Linked DNA regions of Homo sapiens: region 1 is linked to region 2. Evidence: chromatin contacts called from ENCODE Hi-C or POLR2A ChIA-PET data. All regions are on one chromosome and are shown on one strand. Each heading gives the region's core, a stretch centred on a gene start or an enhancer-like site at or near the end of the contact. The rest is flanking DNA. Distances are from core to core; before and after follow the strand shown.

The links. A loop is a pair of places that touch in the nucleus more often than their neighbours do. ChIA-PET counts read pairs that join two places held with the same protein, here RNA polymerase II (POLR2A). Pooled maps may share reads with other maps.
Region 1: a loop to region 2 is called in a pooled map, with 3 times the contacts of the local background. The contact joins two enhancer-like sites. A Hi-C loop is called at or near these places in 5 of 50 pooled maps. POLR2A ChIA-PET finds 5 or more read pairs at or near these places in 2 of 52 experiments (H1 and OCI-LY7).

What each region holds. Positions count from the first base shown.
Region 1 is chr16:78,893,744-78,899,619 of GRCh38, forward strand. All of the region lies in intron 8 of WWOX (WW domain containing oxidoreductase), which reads left to right. Among named protein-coding and RNA genes, the nearest start is that of WWOX-AS2, 400 kb to the left of the region's middle. Within about 2 kb of position 1,273, at least 4 of the 41 ENCODE cell types and tissues checked have a DNase peak (open chromatin) inside an H3K27ac peak, as active enhancers do.
Region 2 is chr16:79,090,645-79,096,042 of GRCh38, forward strand. The region is part of intron 8 of WWOX (WW domain containing oxidoreductase); the gene reads left to right. The region is part of intron 1 of LOC107984806 (a long non-coding RNA gene); the gene reads left to right. Among named protein-coding and RNA genes, the nearest start is that of MAF, 510 kb to the right of the region's middle. Within about 2 kb of position 3,212, at least 3 of the 41 ENCODE cell types and tissues checked have a DNase peak (open chromatin) inside an H3K27ac peak, as active enhancers do.

The sequences.
Region 1 (5,876 bases), core at 23-2,522, 200 kb before region 2:
CTGTCATACATTACGTGCCTTTCTCTGTCTTTCCCTGCCCCTCTCACCTTCATCGATCACACTTTTGCTTCACAGAGGTAAGAGGAAATCACACTCACACAGTATCTTTTGTTTTCTAGCAAGCTAGAACACAAGATTTTCTAGATGCATCTTTTGAGTTGATATGCAATATTTTCCTTGACAGATTTGTTACCAGCTGAGCAGATATTGTGTCTGTGATGTATTTGAGTACCAGGTATCCCTGATTACCATAGAGTAATGTCTTTTATTGAGGCTTTTATTATTATTATTATTATTATTATTATTATATTTTGAGACAGGGTCTTGCTTTCTTGCCCAGGAAGGAGTGCAATAGTGTAGTCATGGCTCACTGCAGCCTTGACCTCCTGGGCTCAAGCAATCCTCCCACCTCAGCCTCCTGAATAGCTGGAGCTACAGGCAAGTGTACTGTGGCAATTGTTAATGTTCACTTTTATTTCCATAGTTAGCCTTGATCGTTTAGTTTTAAAGAGTTATACAACACATACACACACATCTAATTGTTGTGTTATTGGGTTAATGGGAATATTTTAGACTCAAGCCTGGTTCTTTGCTTCTCTCCAGCACAGCAAAGGATACACCTCCAAGTATAATATTGAACTTCAAAGTTAGTAATGTTCAGTGATGCTTAAGCATGTAGATCATAAAGTCCTAGACTATTTTTTGTCTAAATTATTGTTTGTAGTCAGCCTCTCTACTGGTTGGAAACACAGGCTTGAGTTTGGCTTTCTGCTCTACCTAGTTCATTGCTGCAGCTGTAATCCAGCCTGATTCTAATTTTCAACTGGAGATGGTTGTCTTCTTTTTTATTCCATGAAACAAATTGATTAATGTGTCGAGGGAGCAAGGTGGTACTTATACCTACCCAGCCTGCTTGTGTGTGTCTCAAGGTGGAGAGAGGCTGTGGAAACAATAGAGAGAATAGCATGGAAGGCCACGTTGCAATTAAACAAGATTGGGAAAGAAGACGGGACTAAAATCATGCCTTGAAGATGTTTATCATATGAAGTTGACCTTGAGACCCCAAGACCGGCTTCAGTTTTCCACAATGCGGCTATTATGAGAAAAACAGTGACTAACTGAGCACTGTGCATAACTCAGTTCTCGGAATTTTCAATCAGAAATTATCTGATGACGGGACTAATTCTTATTACGATAGTTCCAATGGATCCACCCAGGATCCACCTCCACAACTAGGTGTACAGAAGCTGGAGATCCCATCATGCCGCCGGGCACCGGTTTACGAGAACTCTATGTCTTATCTTGGTAGTACGATTAGGAAAACAAACACAATGGTTTCTGCCTTCAATGTTTCCATGGTGAGGGCAGTTATTAGGCATATGCTAAAGTGTAATATCCGCTTTTTCAAACCACATTTCAAAGTTGATAGCATCAACGGCTTTAAAATCACTTTTAAAGAATCTGGGCTTACCCAGTTAACAGAAATAGAACCTGCCTGTTTATCAGTGGGTTTGCCTCACTTTTCTGTGGGTTTCTTTTCTTTTCTTAATTATGCATTAAGAAAATAACTTAAGTTTCTGTGCATACAACATCTTCCTTTCTCATTCCCAGTACCCTAGAAACACAGCCGTTCACTGAAGAGGATTTGAGTGTTGTCTCCTCTGTGGGGTCAAAACATCATGCTTCTTTCTGTTCTGCCCCATGGCAGTGGTGACGATGGCCTAGCTTCCATCCCGTAGCTTCTTGTGTTTTTCTATTCCACCAGTCTATCAACCCTGTATTTGTTGTCAAATTTACACTGTCCACAGGCAAAGATCTATTCTCCTTTAGAATTTAATAGGAGGGTTTGGAAATGATGCCATGGAAACCCTGAGCAGCTTGGCAATGCTGACCCCAAATGAGAAATAACTATCATTGGTGTTTTCCTTCTACTACTATTATCTTGCCCATTGATCTTCAAAAAGTTCATTGGTCAAATTGATTGAGGAACGCAAGACTTAAATGTAATATGGCTCTGGCAAATTCTGAGATGCTAACAAAAACAAGTTTTCTTAAGAACAATGTCAACTGACTCACAGTATCCGACTATATAAAGTCGAGTGCTCTCATGCCAGGAAGCTGATACAGTTCATGAAACCTCAGTCATTCTTTCGTATTACTCCTGTCTTCTCTTTGGAAAACAATCTCATGAATTTGGTCTTGACGCTGACTTAACATCCCAGGAAACAGATACTCAATTCCACTGTCTTTTTTGAGAAATGAACAGTTCTCAAACTTTGTTTAAATTTCCTTTTCACAGATGAGTAATAACCAAAGATATTTCTGAAAGGGCTCTGAAAACATGCAGGCAATTGATCTTTAAAAATAAGATAGAAATAGTAGGTTTTATAAAAGAAGGAAATAGAAATACTTCAGAAGAAATAAAGTGTGCTGAATCATGTTTTAAACATAATTATATCCGGAATGCACTTACCCATTTGAAAAAAAAAAAAAGTCACCAAGTTGTTTCCAATTGTTTTTGTAAATTTGCTTAGTCATTTTCAGAGACAAAAATTTGGGAAAAGGATTGTAGAATGACTGGCTTCCCAAAACCACTTGGTGTTTACAAAGTTATCAAAAACGGGCTGGGACCACTGATGGTAATAACAAAACCTGGGGCCCTGAATCGTGTATTCTACATCCGTTAGCACACTGAAGCCACACCGCAAACTTGTGAGGCCAGCGTTGCTTCCCCTACCCCTTCCGTCAAAAACCGTCTGAGGCTGATCATTAACTTGCATAAGGTCACATAGCTAATGAGAAGCAAACGCATCATAATGACCTGGGACATATGACACTGAAGCCTACTCTCTTTCCACAAAGCTTGATGTACTCAGATAGTAATTAGTAAACATTTTCATAAATAATCTTAACCTTTTCAAGCATTTTTGTCGATTGGATTGTAGCACTCAAAAGTAAGGTCTGTTTTACTAATATAAAATTGGGCCTGTGGAATAATTCTCTTCACAGAAGTGTGTGTGTGTGTGAGAGAGAGAGAAAATGTATATGCATACATATACATATATTATTGAGACATAATTTACATAATTTATGTTCTATAAAATTAGCATATTTTAAATATACAGTTCTCTGGATTTTGAAAAATGTATACGTGTACATAATCATGGATCCACCACCCCAGTTAAGATATAGAACATTCCAGGGCCAGGTTCAGTGGATCATGCTTGTAATCGCAGCATGTTGGGAGGCTGAGGAGGGTGGACCACTTGAGGCCAGGAGTTTGAGATCAGTCTGGGCAACAGGGTGAAACCCCGCCTCCACTAAAAATACAAAAAAAAGAAAAAAAAAAAGAAAAAAATAGCTGGCCATTGTGACATATGCCTGTAACCGTAGCTACTCTGGTGGCTGAGGCTTGAGTATCGCCTGGGAGGCAGAGGTTGCAGTGAGCCAAGATGGCACTGCTGCACTCTAGCCTGGGTGACAGTGAGACTGTCTTTAAAAAAAAAAAAAAAAAAAAAAAAAACCAAAAAAACAAAAACAAGAACATTCCCATCACGTCGGTAAGTATCTCATTCTCCTTTCCAATAAATCCTTTTATTCCCAGAAACAAGCATTCTTGTTTCAATCATTGTAACTTTGTTTTACCTGTTCTAGAACTTCATTTAATAGAAATCATACCTACTGCTTTGTATGTGTCGTCTTCTGCTTAATGATTCACATAATGTTTTTGTGATTCATCCATGTTGATGGGTGTATTAGGGGTTCTCTTTTTCAATGCTGGATAGTATCCTGTGGTGAAAATACACCACAATTCGCTTATCTGTGCACCTGTTGATGAGCATTGGGTTGTTTATATTTGTTGGCTATTATGAATAAAGCTACCACGAATATTCATAAATCCTGTATACATGTTTTTATGCCCTTATGTTTTTATGTATTTTTGATAAATACCTAGGTGTGAAATTATTGACTCTTAGTGTTTAACTTGTAAGAATGCTGCCAAACAGTTGTCTAAAGTAATTGTATCATTTTAACCCCCCGCTAGAAGTGTGTAAGAGTTTATGTTGCTTCACATCCTCATCAGCACTTTGTAATTTCAGTCTTTTTAATTATAGCCTTTTTGTGGGTGAGAAACGCTATCTCTTGCTAGTTTTATTTTGCATTTTCCTAGTGACTAATGCCTCTTTTTATGAACTCATTGGCCGTTCATATATTTTCTTTCTGTGAACTGCTTGTTTATGTATTGGCCATTTTCTAAAAATTAGATAGTCTTTTTAATATTGAATTATAGGAATTCTATATATATTTTGGATACATTCTTTTTTTTTCATATGTACTGTGAATTTTCTCCTTTGTCTTGTCTATTTATTCCTTAATGGTGTCTTTTGAAAAGCAGAAGTTATAAATACTGATAGTGTCCAATTTATCTTTTTCATTTGTGTAGTGCTTTCTTGTTCTAAGAACCTTTACCAATCACCAGGTCACAAAAATATTTTCCTATGTTTTCTTCTAGACACTCCATAACTTCAATCTTTACATTCAGATCTATGTTCCATCTCAAATTAATTTTTGTATATGGTGTGAGGTAATGGTAGAGGTTTATTTTTCTCTCCATAAGACTCTCCAATTGTTCTAGCACTATTTGTTCAAAGACTAATCCTCGCGCTATTCAATTTCCTTGGCATCTTTGTCAAAAATCAGTTGACTATATATGTGTGGGTGTATTTCTAGACTGTTGTACTCCATTGATCTAATTTTTTTTCTTATACTTACTGCTCGATTGCCTGGAAGCTAGGTAATAATAAGGATTCAAACTTTGTTCTTTATTTCAAGATTGTTTGGGTTAGTTTAGATACTTTCCTTTTACATATATATTTCCTGATCAGCTTCTCCATTTCTTTTAAAAAGCCTTGCTGGGAGTTTATTTGCTTTGGTATTGAATCTCTTGATCAATTTGAGGAGGATCAAAATCCTGAAAGTGTTAAGCGTTACCATCCATGAGCATGCATCTCTCCATTTATTTAAGGCTTCTTTATTTATAAACATTTCAGTGATATTTGATGATTTTGAATGTGGAGGTCTTATACTTTTTTGTTAAATTAACTCTTACACATTTGATTTTTTTATGCTATTGTAAATGGCATTATAAAATTTCTTTTTTCCAACTGTTTGTTTCTAATATATAGAAATACAGTTGATTCTAGCAAACTGCTCTCATATCCTGTGATCTTAAAATTTATTTATTCACCTTTTCCTTTTTGTTAAATAGATTCTGTAGAATTCTCTACATCTCTGAATATAGTTTTACTTCTTCTCCAATTTTTATGGCTTTTGTTTCTTTTTCTTGTTTTAATGCACTGGCTATAGCCTGTAGGACAGTGTTGAACAGAGGTTTTGAGACAGACATCATTGCTTTATTCAGGACTTCTCTATTATATGTGATGCTAGTTGTATGTTTTCTGTACCTATACTTCATTAGATTAAGGAGTTTGAATTTATTTCTAGTTTGCTGAGAGTTCTTTTATAAATGTGTTCATATATATATGTTTTATATTTTTCTTATTCTTACTATCTGCATATTAGAGGGAGTTTAGCTCATTGGTTAAAAGGATTTGTTCCGGAAACCTAACTCCAAATCTTTGAACTTCCTAGAAACCTGGCCTGTTTATTTACCCCGTATGTCACTTTCCTTTATCTGTAACTGGAAAATGTGTACGAAGAGCTTAATACAATGACTGATACACAGTGAGTTCTCCATAAATGTTAGTTATTATTTTAATATTACAGCATCTGTGGAAACAGTGGGTTTATATTTCAGCGTCCTGAGAAACACTCATCCTGAACAACGGGAACATTGGCCACATCCGCCATTGTCA
Region 2 (5,398 bases), core at 1,962-4,461:
TGTCCGAAGAGGTGCAGGGTGCAAGGGAGGAGGGGACGGCAAGTATCAAGGTCCCGAGTGAGGCACATGCTCGGCGGGGCCCAGGCATGCCACCAAGGCCAGGAGGAGAGACTGAGGAGGCTTGGCCATGCCCTGCCTTGTTGGTTTTTAGAAAGACTCTGTTTTGGTTATTTTGTTTTTCTTTTTTTGAGACATCTGGAGTGCAGCGGCATGATCTCAGCTCACTGCAACCTTTGCCTCCTGGGTTCAAACAATTGTCCTGCCTCAGCCTCCCAAGAAGTTGGGACTACAGGCATTCATGCCACCGCACCCAGCTCAAATTTTTGTATTTTTTGTAGATACCATGTTGGCCAGCCTGGTCTCAACCTCCTGACCTCAGGTGATCCACCCACATCGGCCTCCCAAAGTACTGGGATTATAGGCACAAGCCACCGCTCCAGGCCTAGAAAGACTGGATTTTACCCTGATTGAGCGAGGGAGGCTCTCGAGGTTTTATTTGGTTCTGCCCAGTGACCAGCCACCATAACCACATCCTTCCCCCAGACTTTTTCCTCTTCCTATAAAACAAAACAAACAATGTGAACAACAAAAGCAAAAACAAAAAACTAAGTAGTAGTTGGGGCATTTTTATTTTAATGCTGCTTTTTTTTTTCTCACCTTTTGCTATATGCTGATCCCAGTGCATGAAATTTTTTTGTAATCTCATTCCTGTGTTGAAGCTCTTTCACTGCTTTCGTGAGCACAGATGAATTTGAAGGCTGCCAGGCAGTAGCAACATATACCAGCTTCCCCACTGGGTGTTCATTCTACCCAATTTTTGTTCATGTGGACTTCAGGAATCTGGGATTTATGATCTTCGGATTTGGCTCTTGGCTTGAGGCTTAGCCTGTGCAGTCATCTTGGAGAGAGGGTTTACTAAGCAAAGAACACCCCAGAACAATCTGGGGGAACTGTGCCCTTTGCAAGAGAGCAGTTTTAAAGTACCCTCGGGCAATTTAGAAGCTCCTACTGACTCAAGGATATTCTTACCTCTTCGTTAAAGCAGCTCGCCTAAGGACTTTGCTAGATAAAAGTTGGTTTTCTCAAGAGGGTTTCTGCACACACCCGACCGCATCTTTTTCTTTTCTTTTCTTTGTTTTTTTTTTTTTTTTTTTTGAGACGGAGTCTAGCTCTGTCACCAGGCTGGAGAGCAGTGGTATTATCTGGGCTCACTGCAACCTCCACTTCCTGGGTTCAAGTGATTCTCCTGCCTCAGCCTCCTGAGTAGCTGGGACCACAGGTGCATGCCACCACGCCCAGCTAATTTTTGTATTTTTAGTAGAGACGGAGTTTCACCATGTTGGCCAAGATGGTCTCGATCTCTTGACCTCGTGATCTTTTCTCGCCTCGGCCTCCCAAAGTGCTGGGATTACAGGTGTGAGCCACCGCACCGGGCCTCACGTTTTTCTTTTAAAGAAATGTGTAATTCAGATCAGTCTTGCTTTCAGGTAGTCTGAATTAGGGGAGTTTGCCTGTGTGCAAGAGAAGGCTTCCTACTTCATTTTCTTGTGTGCAGGGAGCCATTTATGACTAATAGGATTCATTACATGTGTGTTTAGCCCACCGATTATTAAGGCTTTAACAATATTAAAACCTAAAGAGATAACAGAGGGGAAGCCTTTGGGAGCTAGGAATCAATCGTGCTGGGTGGCTTGAAAACAGGGCAGTAAAATGGCAGCCGCCTAGCCTGTGGTCTTTAATATTAATAAAGCCAGAGGCGATATCACTTAGTTGTTCCAACATGATTGGTTCCTCATGGATGTGCACCCTTGCTCATCACCATCTCACCACCAGGCTGACCCTATACATCTTCCAGGAGCCCAGCTCTTTCCCCTGGAAATGGTTCTCTGAGTTTCAGCTGCAGTTCAGGGAAAAGGCCAGCAGCCACGTTCCTTGTTTTGTGTAATTGGTCTTTAGCCTGATCTGATTCATCTGGCGAAACCCCTTTTTCCAGTAAAAGTCGTTGGCGAGGAGTGAATTGTGATGGAAACAGAGACAGATGTATGTACCTTTCATGGACATAATTTCCCCAAGACTGAACACAAAAATGAGGGTTTTTGGAGATCTCTCTGGAATTAATGTAAACGTTGTTGAAAACATATTATTCTATGGCTCCTTCATAAACCCTAGGCCATCCCGAGGCTGTCTCACTCAGGCCCCTCAGCCCTCATAACCCCCCAGCTCCATAGGAGTGGAGTTTGGATTTCAACTAGATAAGGCCCATTTTCATGGATGGACATGTGAGTTTTCATCTATAATATAGAATGCTATTTTCTAGTTAGGTTGGAGCAAAAGTAATCGCGGTTTTCACCATTATATTCAATAGCAAAAACCGCAATTACTTTTGCACCACTACTTTTTACCTAGCAGTTCAACAGCTGTAAAGAAAGATGCTGAGCTGTTGGTTACGTAACTGTGGTACAGCCATTTCATAGACAAGTCTACATCAATGAAAAGAATGACACTTCTAAAGGAAAAAAAATGGGCAAAAATTATGTGTTTACATCTATCAGAAAAACAAAACAAATGTCACGGTGTGGTTGGGAGGAGGTGGGGAGAGAGGCAGATTTTGGAGGCGAAAGATACACAGAAACACTAAATACCTGTCTATTAATACTGACAGTAGTTGCGTTTAGGGGATGAGACTCTAAATTTGTTTATTTAAATTTTCTCATTTTAAAAAATGAGTCCTTTCAATTATGAGATCAAAAAGAAATGTTCAGTGGCTTATTGTGACCCAACATTTTTCTGTTTGATTTAGATAGAGCTTTTATTTGCCTAAAAATTGTGCTTGCAATATATATGATGATTTTTTTTTCTTTTATTAAATGAAAAAGAGTCATTTAACAGTCACAGTGGCTCAGCCACCACCCGCAGCAGGCAGTGGGCCCACTTCACCTTCCCAGCAGGCCTCCAGTGCCCGGTGCAGGGTGGCCCATTGGCACCCACAACAAACATCACGACATTACTTTTACCGCACACTTCCTGTCGAGGCACAGGCAGTGCTTCAGCCTTTTTGGTAACTTGAATGAACATCAAAAGGATAATCAGATATTAGTTAAACTTGTTCCTCTTCTCCAATCATTGATACTTTTCTCTCTTGCTTCCCCTCCCCCTGCCCTTCGACACAGAGTGACAGGCCTGAAGTAAAAAGGGAAAAGGGGAACCGAGTGACTCAGCCCAGAGTGGGCCTCACCGCAGCTTCCTGGCCACTTTCTCGCTCTCTCCTTCCAAGAGAGAAAGGGGAGGAAGCCCAGAGCCTTCTATCACTTAGTACCGTGTCATATACCACTTCCACAAATGCTAGGGAATGAACGAATACATGTATGAATGAATGAATGTCCATGGGGTCACTCAGAAGTAGTGGCATAATTTAGCCAGATAAAGTGCCCACCTAGCACTCATCCCACCTCCTCACTCCTCTATCCTGTGAATGCAGAAATACAATTCCTCATTTACAAACAACTGTGCATGTAGGGTTGCTTGCAAAAGTTCGTCGTGTGCCGATATTTCATTACCACTTTTGCCAGCGCTCTCGTCTGCATTTCCTGAGGTTTTTCTTTTTTTTTTTTTTTTCTTTTTTTCTTTGATACGGGGTCTCGCTCTGTCTCCCAGGCTGGAGTGCAATGGCACGATCTCGGCTCGCTGCAAACTCCAACTGGTTCAAGCAATTCCCCTGCCTTAGCCTCCCAGGTAGTTGGGATTACAGGCGCCCGCCACCATGTCCAGCTAATTTTTTTGTATTTTTAGTGGAGACTGGGTTTCACCATGTTGGCCAAACTGGTCCAGAACTCCTGACCTCAGGCAGTCTGCCCACCTCGGCCTCCCAAAGTGCTGGGATGACGGGTGTGAGCCACCGCACCAGGCCATTTCCTCAGTTTTAAAAAGCAAATAAGAAACAACAACAAACTGCATCAGAGTAACCGTTTCAAAAACCCATCTCAGGTCTGTTTTTTCTTTTTTTTTTAAGTTAGCATTTTCTAGAAGTTTTGGTATAAAATATGTACAAGGATACATATATAAACTTAGTGACCATCTGAAGATAAACCTGGAATGAGGAATAACAACCTCTCATTTAAAGGAGTTTTAAAGAGACAAGAGGGAGGAAACGAGAAGAGAATGACAGTGTTTCTTTCATTAAAAGGAGCCCAATATTTATTGAGCCAACAGGTTTACACTGTGTCTACCCCAGAGTGTCATCAGCCCAAACCAGATCAGCGTCGTGGGCGATTTTTTTCACTTTACTGCTGAGGGGATTTGCCAATCGCCTGGTCAGCTTCTGAATTCTTCGGGCACACAGGAGGGGCGACATGGTTCTGGCTTATTTCTAAGTCCCTTTGAGGTGATTTCTGGTCCACAAATTGAGGCAAAATAATCCTCACAATTTCTTGGATATTCTCTGCCCCAGCCCCGTTCTATTGCAAAGGAGGCTTCTCTAAAAGGCTTCCCAATGCCTTAGAATCTACTTAAGGGTATTTTTGCTGGAGAAAGAGCTGCTGTCTTTGTCCACCTGTCGTTTTCCTTTCTACCCCAACAGGGCTTTCTCCCTCTGGCTGTTTTATTTAGCGGGAGAAGACAGAAGAGATGGAAAAATGGACCCTGCATTTATAGCTGTTCCTTCAAGGAGCTCAAACTGCTTTCAGGCATTTCCTTATTACCTCATTAATCCTCATAATGGTCCCTTGGCAGAATTATTCTTATTTTCAGAATGGAGAAATTGAGGCACGGACAAAATAAATGGCAGGTGGAAGGTCAGAGAGCCAGGCAGCAGAAGAGGTGGGGGCAGCAGGATGGCTTCTGGTTTCTGCCCTGGTCCATCAGTCAGAATGTCCTCTTCAGATGAGGAGATGCAGGGTGAGGCGCGGGGGAGCTGACATTGCATAAATAATAAAACAAATGGAGCCACATTTAGTTATCACTCATCTAGCGGAAGTCGATCTTCTTGGGACATGAGTAGGCTCTAACCTGGCAGGTTTTTCAACATGGAACCATTATTTGTCACATGTGTTCTGTGTGCCAGGGACTGAGTTCTTCTCAACGGAGTTTACATGTGAGAGGAGCAAGGGACAAACCTCACAAATAGGAATACAGACCTCAGAAAGCCGACTTCACCCTTGCATACTCCTCCAGGTTGCCCTCGCCTCCCGCCTGGATCACTGCTCAATTCTCTCTCTCTCTTTTTTTTTTTTTTTTTTTTTTAAGACAGAGTCTTGCTCTGTTGTTTAGGCATGATCTAGCTCACTGCAACCTCTGCCTCCCAGGTTCAAGTGATTTTCCCACCTCAGCCTCCCTAGTAGCTGGGACTACAGGCATGCGCTGCCACACCCGGATAATTTTTTTTTTTTTTTTTTTTTTGGTA